Regions from separate parts of the Homo sapiens genome. Here region 1 is linked to region 2. The links are chromatin contacts, found by Hi-C or POLR2A ChIA-PET in ENCODE. All regions are on one chromosome and are shown on one strand. The core of a region is the stretch at or near the end of the contact, and the rest is flanking DNA. Distances in the headings are between cores, read along the strand shown.

Region 1 (4,832 bases), core at 1,179-3,678, 46 kb before region 2:
GTCAAGATGTTTACTCACTCGGTTTTTGTGTGGCCAGGTAAGCCTTGTGGCAAATGGAGCCCCTGAGGGAGTTGTGCCAGCTCAGGAGTAGCCTTGCCTATTTGCTCCAGTATCCTGTAAAATACCAGTTTCTATGAGTGGCATGGTGTGAAAAAAGTTGAGGAGCACCAGAATGCTGTCTTTAAGCACAGTGTGGTGGGAAGGTAATAGGACAACATCACCAAAGATTGCTCTTTGGTGCAATCTTAGAAATGTACTTTGTCCATTTGTTTCTCAGTTTTATCATCTATGAAATCATATAAAGTTGGCTGTTTTAATGATGAAGAATGATAATAGTGAGGATAAATTGTGACAATTTGGGTGTGACCTCCTAGTTGCCTTGTTCTATGTATTCTTTATACTTTCAGTAGTAGATACAGGAGAAGATTGGTACTAGCTGTGCATTTCAGTAGAGAAACACCCTCATTCATTCTACGTCTCTGGAAATAATAATACTGACAAGCATTATTATTGCTCAGCAGGAACAGATAGGTGTTTCTAACTCTTTCAAAGCAGTCATGAAGCACATGTAGACCTGAGCAGCTGAGTTCAGTGTAATCTCCCTTTCTGACTCCTGAGCCCTTACGTACCTTAACGTTATCCATTAACCTGGGTTCTGATCCTTGGCTTCTTCTATTCTGGGCCTCATCCTGTCAGACTTCTAATAAAGACCTCTGCCTTCCTCAGGTGACTTTGAGTCTTGACTCTGTGAAAAAAAAAAAAAGAAAAACAAAAATCACCACCAGGCAATTAAACAGAAAGCATTAATTGTACAGTCTCATTTAAAAATAATTCATATTCACACAAAAGCAATCTGTTTCTATCATCCAAAGATTCACTCTTAATGTTTTGTTATATTTTTATTCAGAATTATTTTGACATCCATGCTATTTTGTTTAAATAATAATTTCAACCCCAACACCTATGAAACATCTATGATTCTTCTCTTTCTCTCCCTCATCTTTTCACTTCTAATCCATCAGCAAGTCCTATGGATTGCACCTCTGACTGCATATAGTTAGTTAAATTCATTCACTTCTTCCTGCTCCACTGCCACTCCCTCACTCAGGCACCATCATGTCCTACTTGGTCCATTCCAACAGCCTCCCAACTCATCACCTTGTTTTCACTCTTGTTTCATAGAATTTATTTTTTTTGCACAGTCATTAAAGTGATCTTTGTATGTGTTAATTAAATCTTACTCCCCTCTAAAGAACTTTTCTAAGGCTTCCCATTGAGCCTAGAATAAAATCTAGATTCCTCTCATGTGGTTTGAAAGACCCAATGTGGTCTGACTCTGCCTAACCTCTCCTCCTTTTTCCACCCATGTCACTCATGGGACTTTGCACTTCCTGTTTCCTCTGCCTGGAACATTAATCCTCTGGCTTTTTCATGGGCTGCTCCCTCTCATCACCCAGGTGTCAGCTCAAATGCCCCTTCCATGGAAAGACCTTTCCTGCTCACCAAACCCAAGTAGCCTCCATCAGCCACTTGTTATCAAACCAACCTGGTGTATTTTCTTCCATACGCACATCACATTCTAAAATTGTCTTTTAAAAACGTTTATTTATTATCTATTTTTTTTCTAGAAGGTAAGATACAGGAGAGCCATGTCCACCTAATTTATTTACTGCTGTACCCAGTGTTTCACATAATTTCTGACCATATACAATCAGTATCCAATAAACATATGCTGAATGAGTAAATGAATGAATAACTGAGATTATAGTATGTTTTTGTGTTTTTCATTTTTCACTTTCTAAAATGTTAAGCCAAAGTTTATTTTTTAAAAAAATTTCAAAGTGTCTTTTTTTTATTATTGTAAAAATACTTAACATAAGATCCATCCTCTGCACTTAAGTACAGTATCAAGCACAGGCACAGTGTTGCACAGCAGGTCTTTGGAACTTACTCATCTAATAGGACTGAAACTATTCCTGTTGAACAGGAACTCCCCACTTCCCCTCTCTCTAGCCCCTGGCAAACACCATTCCATTCCCTGCTCCTCTAAGTTTGATTATTTCATATACATCGTATAAGTGGAAGCATTCAGTATTTGTCCTTTTGTGACTGGCTTATCTCACTTAGGATAATGTTCTCTAGATTCATCTATGTTGTCTCATATGACAGGATTTCCTTCTTTTTAAGGCTGAATAATATTTCATTAAATGCATATACTGCCTTTTCTTTATCCATTCATCCACTGATGAACATGGAGGCTGTTTCTGTGTTCAATATAATTGAAATCAAGATCTTGAAAGGATGCCTGCACTCTCATGTTCATGACAGCATTATTCACAAAAGCCAGTGTTTCTTCAAGCTGAAAAAATGCCCACGGACTCCCAAGTGTTGACTCATGTCTACACAAATGTGAAATGCAGTTACATTCCTCATGCTTGTAATTCTTATATGTATCTAAAATCAAAACATGTTTACAAACTACATACAGAGCTGCAAAACAAATAGAATTTGAATTAACAATATTAACATGATAGATGATATTTTGATGAAACCAAATCACCACTCACAATGTGAGTAAGATGCAGTTTCTTTTGAATTCACAGAACTATCTGGTCCTTGCTCTGTGGTGGTTCAAATTTTTCCTGACTTTTCTGTCTTTGAACTACTATAAGACATTAACTTGTACATCATGCTGTGTTATATTTATTTGGAATGAGTGTGATATATTGGAAATAGACTTACCTCTGGTCTTTTCTCATTAACCTTTCTTAATTAAGTCCTGCTTCTGGGTGCAATGTGACCTTTAACCTATAGAAAATGAGGGTAGTGGGATTGTGTTGCAGGCTTGTTTTTAAGGGGATTCTCTGGATATTCCAGCATAGCTTTACAAAGAGTTGGAACATGTTCTCTAGCATTCCAGGAGGCATCTCCAGGAGAAAAGTAGTCAGAGGCAGGGGCTGGACCAAACTTCTTCCTAGCGCCTGTGAGTGACAGCAAAGGCCTCACTTTGGGACTGGAGGTTTAGGGTAGGGTTGAATGGTAAGGAGCAGGGCTCTGTGAGAAGGCCAGCCAGACTGCAAGGGAGTGCCCTACAGGAGCATGATGTGATCTCTTCCTCATGACTCAGTCAGCCTCTCTTGTGCACTAAAACACCACAGTGTTTGTTGAGCTTGGATGCCCTGAAGCAAACAGTGATGGGCAGAGTTCTGCATGGAGCTGCCATGAGAAAGGGACAGGAAGACAGATGCAAGAGGAGAGATTGGCATGGCTTGGAATTTAGCCACATCTACGAACTGAATTTTTTCAAATCCCTACATGGTATCTCATTTATATATAATATCTCACATCCCTTCCACTAAATAGCATCACACACATACCACATCCCATTAAATACAGTGTCTTATGTATGTGTGTGCATTTACATATTTACTTATATATTTATTTTGTTATAAAAGTCAATGTTTATTCAGAATAAATAGAAAAGCACAACTAATTACAAATTTTAAGATGCCAACAAATACCTCAAACATCACAAAATCCAATATTTTAATTTTACATAATTACAAAGACTTGTGACCATGTGAACACATTGCTAGCTCCTCCTCACCCCTTTGAGCTTTAGAAAAAGTTAGTGCCAGTGAGAAGCCCTGAACTTGTTTCTCATTAGTTCACAGTGTATTAGTTATCTATTGCTGTGTAACAAATTACACCCTCCTCATTTAGCCTCTTGAAACAAAAAACATTTATTACTTCACACAGTTACTTATGGTCTCATGGGTACTAATTGCCAAACCTATTTGAATCCTGGACTATTGGATTAAAAAGTCTGTATTATTATCCATAACCTCTGTAGCCCCCAACACATCCTGCTCACTCGTATCTCATCGATTTCGTGCAAACTGCTTTTTCCACCTGGAACACCCGTGTCCTTTCATGTAACGTTTCTACCTGGCAAATGCCTACTGACACCCAGCCTAGTTCCTGCCTTATTTATGAAGTCTCATTAAGTTCTCTGGGATGACTAGGGGTTTCCTTCATCTAAACTCCTCTAAACCCTACCTTTCCCCCAATTTAACAAATTTCTTGGAGAGTTTGAATTGCTTAGGTATTTGCAAGGTATATTATAAGTTGCTGGAATACAGGGACCATTTTTTTTTCTTCCCCAAATCCACAATAGCTGCAAAAGCCCTGACGTGAGGTTGACAGTAAAGATCTGTTGCATGAATGAATGGATTGCCCTAGATTCTGAGAGACGAGGCTCATTTCTAAGGCCATATGCCATTTGTATTCTGGATGATTAGCATTTAGTTAATGATTATAGCAAATTACTGGGGCTACAGGGAGTCAGCTCCCTTCTGGTGAAATTTTCTGTCTAGAGAAAGGCACTGGGGCAAGTTAACCATCAGTGAACTAGTGACCATACGCTACCTACTTTATATAGATAACAACCATGTTCACCAGATTGATATTGCACTTAGAACCTTTTCATGCCAGTAGAACCTGCAAAATTCTATTCTATTCCAAGAGGAATAGAGCTTTACCAAGTGAGTTGCACCTGCAGGTGGCCAGAGCCCCATCGTGGGTCTGCCCAGCCCACTGCATCATGAAGCACATTGATGTTCCTTGTTCAGTAGCTGGATCTCAGGTGGCAGAATCAGCAAAGATGAGTTAGGAGATTCCAGCTGCCTGCCACACCCCGACAAGCACCCATCTTTTCCAGATGCCAAATATATCTACTGATTTTAACAATTTTCTTTCTTTCTGTGAATTAAAATACTTTATGTGGAAATACATGAACCTAGGGCACCGAAAGAACAGAAAAGAAAATCTCA
Region 2 (5,004 bases), core at 2,142-4,641:
CAGCATGGTACTGGTACCAAAACAGAGATATATATCAATGGAACAGAACAGAGCCCTCAGAAATAACGCCGCATATCTACAACTATCTGATCTTTGACAAAGCTGAGAAAAAACAAGCAATGGGGAAAGGATTCCCTATTTAATAAATGGTGCTGGGAAAACTGGCTAGCCATATGTAGAAAGCTGAAACTGAATCCATTCATTACACCTTATACAAAAATTAATTCAAGATGGATTAAAGACTTAAACGTTAGACCTAAAACCATAAAAACCCTAGAAGAAAACCTAGGCATTACCATTCAGGACATAGGCATGGGCAAGGACTTCATGTCTAAAACACCAAAAGCAGTGGCAACAAAAGCCAAGATTGACAAATGGGATCTAATTAAACCAAAGAGCTTCTGCACAGCAAAAGAAACTACCATCAGAGTGAACAGGCAACCTACAAAATGGGAGAACATTTTCACAACCTACTCATCTGACAAAGGGCTAATATCCAGAGTCTACAATGAACTCAAACGAATTTACAAGAAAAAAACAACCCCATCAAAAAGTGGGCAAAGGACATGAACAGACACTTCTCAAAAGAAGACATTTATGCAGCCAAAAAACACATGAAAAAATGCTCACCATCACTGGCCATCAGAGAAATGCAAATCAAAACTACAATGAGATACCATCTCACACCAGTTAGAGTGGCAATCATTAAAAAGTCAGGAAACAACAGGTGCTGGAGAGGATGTGGAGAAATAGGAACACTTTTACACTGTTGGTGGGACTGTAAACTAGTTCAACCATTGTGGAAGTCAGTGTGGCGATTCCTCAGGGATCTAGAACTAGAAATACCATTTGACCCAGCCATCCCATTACTGGGTATATACCCAAAGGACTATAAATCATGCTGCTATAAAGACATATGCACACATATGTTTATTGCCGCACTATTCACAATAGCAAAGACTTGGAACCAACCCAAATGTCCAACAATGATAGACTGGATTAAGAAAATATGGCACATATACACCATGGAATACTATGCAGCCATAAAAAACGATGAGTTCATGTCCTTTGTAGGGACATGGATGAAATTGGAAATCATCATTCTCAGTAAACTATTGCAAGGACAAAAAACCAAACACCGCATGTTCTCACTCATAGGTGGGAATTGAACAATGAGAACACATGGATACAGGAAGGGGAACATCACACTCTGGGGACTGTTGCGGGGTGGGGGGAGGGGGGAGGGATAGCATTAGGAGATATACCTAATGCTAAATGACGAGTTAATGGGTGCAGCACACCAGCATGGCACATGTATACTTATGTAACTAACCTGCACATTGTGCACATGTACCCTAAAACTTAAAGTATAATAATAATAATAATAAAAAAAAGAATTTGGAGGAACTTTTTGTTCAGAGGCTCCAGCAATCTGACTAGGCTGAATAGTTAGGTCAACCACATTTTCCAGTACGTTTAGTCACAACAGGGTGACTAGTTCATTCATTCATAGTCAATTTGCCATTTCATTATCAGATTGAATGTGGAAAACCCAGTTTTATTTTTATTTTTTCTCTGTCTTTATTTTTTGACTTTTATTTTCGGTTCAGGGGTACATGTGCAGGTTTGTTATATAGGTAAACTTTTCTCACAAGGGTTTGTTGTACAGATTTTTTCATCATCTGGGTACTTAGCTTTGTACCCAATGGCAATTTTTTCTGATCTTCTCCCTCCTCCCACCTTCCACCCTCAAGGAGGCCTCAGTGTCTATTATTCCCCTCTATGTGTCCATGTATTCTCCTTATTTAGCTCCCACTTGTAAGTGAAAACATGTGGTATTTGGTTTTCTGTTCTTCTGTTACCTTGCTAAGGATAATGGCCTCCAGCTCTATCCATGTCCCTGCAAAGGACATGATCTTATTCTTTTTTATGGCTGTGTAGTATTCCATGGTGTATATGTACCATGTTTTCTTTATCTTGTCTAACATTGGTGGGCATTTAGGTTGATTCCTTGTCTTTGCTATTGTGAATAGTGCTACAGTGAACATATGTGTGCATCTGTCTTTATGATAGAATGATTTATATTCCTTTGGGTATAAACCCAGTAATGGAATTGCTGGGTCAAATGGTAGTTCTGTTTTTAGCTCTTTGGGGAATCACCACACTGCTTTCCACAATGGTTGAACTAATTTGCACTCCCACCAACAGTTTATAAGTGTTCACTTTTCTCTGCAACCTTGCCAGCATGTTATTTTTTGACTTTATCATAATAGCCACTCTGACTGGTGTGAGATGGTATTTCATTGCGGTTTTGATTTGCATTTCTCTAACGATCAGTGATATTGAGCTTTTTCTCATATGCTTGTTGGCCACATGTATGTCCTCTTTTGAAAAGTGTCTGATCATGTATTTTGCCCATTTTTTTAATGGGGGGAACATTGTTTTAAGAACAAGTTCTAATTAATGAATGCTTCCTAGCTTAGGAAGCAGATGCATGTTTTATAAGAGAAATCTGGAGTGCTAGGGGAGAACAGAGGATGTAAAGGTTGATTTTACTTGTTAGCCCAGGATCATGGAAGAACTTTAACCTGGGTTTGAAAGGTAAAAATAGGGGTTGGCCATTATGATGGATACCCCAGTCAGTGGAGTTTTATTAGTGGAAGGCAGGCTTCAGTAACAGTACACAGCCTGGCATGGTGGGTCCATGAACTTGTGGCGGGGGAGGAGGAAGAGACAGACAGGGTTGGAGCAAAATCATTAGGGCTATGACCATCATGCTAAGGAGGATGGACTTTGGATTTCATGCTTCAGGAGTTAGAGAATGGGTGTTGTTTAGGGGGAGAATTTCAAGAGCAAGCTTTCAGTTACTATCAGTGTCAATTAATTCTCTGCCTTTTGCACATCTGCATCTTAAAGGATGGGGATATTAAACACACTTAATGCCAGTTTTTTTTTTTTTTGTCACAATAGCTCATAGACATAGATCCTTAACATGAGAGTGCTTCATAAAAGTACTCTCAGGGAGGTCTCAGGGACATATAATGAGGGGCCCCAGTCTGGTTATGGCTCTCAGGAATGTCATCTAAAGCACCTTGCTATTCCCATGCTGATCGAGAACCACTTTGACTTGGCTGCTGCAGCCTTGCCTTTGGATTGAATAATGATGTCCTCTGCCATTTTCAGAAAAGAAATGACCAGAACCTGCCATGCTGTATTGGATTTTTTTTTTTTCCTGTAGATTTTTTTTTTAAGTAGCCCAGGTAGGAAATGAGTAGTCTCTGTCAAGAGCCTTTATTTAGTTTAGGCTGAAGTCCAGGCATAAAACCGTCATTAAAAGATGAAAACAGAGTAGTCACTTTTCAGGATTAACTGGTTCTGGGCTGTATTTGCGTAAGCAAGTTAATGAGCTGGAAAGTCTCATTTTTACAAGTGCTAAATTGTAAAGGCACTACGGAGACAGAGTCTTCAATGTTATTGATGTCTGTTCAAATGAGAGATGGAAATCTCATGGAATACCAAGGAAGCCTCCAATTTAAAATACGTCTTCTAACTGTTAGCAACATCATTTCAATCCCAGTAAAGAGGGAGATGGCAGAGAACATTTTTCATTTTGTTTATTGCATATTTTCCAGTATGCATGGATAATGCCAAATTACCAGCTAGAAAAAGTATTTCATGAAATTTTTCTGTCCAAGATGGCTGAAATTTTTAAATAGAATTGTCTCTCTAGTTCCCTTACTGCCTTCGCATCCTCCCTCTCTTTCTCTCATTCTCTCTTCCTCCTTTCCTTTTTATAAGCACCTAAAATATGCAAATAAAAATTTGTGACCAAATTTACAAAGAAAGAAAATGCAAGTTTTATTCTTAAGAAGCTCCAAGTCTATTGGAGGAAACAGATGTATAAAACACATAAGCAGATTATCACAGTGCAGCATGATAAAGATTTAGTACCAATTATGTACTGCCCCAAAAAAAGGTTCCCTAAGTTATTTGGGGTGAAAGTGGGGTTCTAACTTGTCCTTCGAAGATCTCTGGGAGACAAAAACAGAATGGTTCATCCCCTGGTGAATGTTTGATGAAAGCAAGCTTTATGAAGAAGGTACAACTAGCTATTCTTCCAAAACACATGGCTAATTGGATAATTGAGGAGAGTGAACGATTACCAAATCTTTGCATCTGACTTTTAAAAGAACTTTTATGCTTATGTTTGCATCTGGCAGTGCCATCCTAGAAAGTCTTAGCTCTTTAAATCAAATGAAGGCCTAATTTAGAAGGGACTGAGCATGATCGCCTCTCACAGAATTTCATTTCCTGCAGGAATGCAGAGTATCAACTTCCAGACTGAATCCAAAATCCAGGCTAAGTTCTGCTGCATAAATAGCAATTACATGATTAAGAGTTTTGGCTTAAAAGACATTCCATGTGTTTAATTTGTACAGGCCCATAGGTTACACTAATTTCAAAAATCATTTTTCATATCACATCTAACCATGAACTCTAATCAATTTTCAAGCCCAGGAGGAAGCTACTATTATCCCCATTTTACTGCAAAGTGTCTGATGTTTGGGGAGGTTAAATGCTTGTGTTAACACCACTAGTCTGAGTATGAAAAAACTGGAAGTTGCCTTTCTTTCAGTTCTGCTCTCCACATGTGGAGCAGAAAAAAGAGGAGACTGAAATGGGTTAAGATCGGGGGTCCCAGGGACTAGCACCTGGCTGGTCATTAGTGACAGCCAGTGACATATTGACAAAGAAATGGGCCCTTTGGGTCATGTGAGAGTTATATATGTAATAACAAACAAGAAAACTTCACGATACTATAGAATTCACTCATTCAGTCATCTGAAAAATCTTTTAAAATATCCTACTGTATACAATAAACTCTTGCAGACACTGGGGTATAGCAGTGAACAAAAAAGACAAAAATCTGCTTTCCTCAGGTCACAGCCCAGAATTGGGAGTGAGACAACAAACAAATATATAGTATGTGAGGTGGAGGCAAGT

The links. Hi-C counts contacts between places; a loop is a spot of excess contacts on that map. ChIA-PET counts read pairs that join two places held with the same protein, here RNA polymerase II (POLR2A).
Region 1: a loop to region 2 is called in a map of Calu3, with 2.1 times the contacts of the local background. The contact joins two enhancer-like sites. A Hi-C loop is called at or near these places in 2 of 168 maps with a recorded cell type or tissue (Calu3 and breast epithelium). POLR2A ChIA-PET finds 5 or more read pairs at or near these places in 1 of 52 experiments (PC-9).

Annotation. Positions count from the first base shown.
Region 1 is chr2:14,824,972-14,829,803 of GRCh38, reverse strand. It overlaps a transcript of NBAS not described here. Among named protein-coding and RNA genes, the nearest start is that of LRATD1, 190 kb to the right of the region's middle. Within about 2 kb of position 2,428, at least 2 of the 41 ENCODE cell types and tissues checked have a DNase peak (open chromatin) inside an H3K27ac peak, as active enhancers do; they include PC-9, where a contact is called at or near this core.
Region 2 is chr2:14,779,703-14,784,706 of GRCh38, reverse strand. It overlaps a transcript of NBAS not described here. Among named protein-coding and RNA genes, the nearest start is that of LRATD1, 150 kb to the right of the region's middle. Within about 2 kb of position 3,391, at least 2 of the 41 ENCODE cell types and tissues checked have a DNase peak (open chromatin) inside an H3K27ac peak, as active enhancers do; they include PC-9, where a contact is called at or near this core.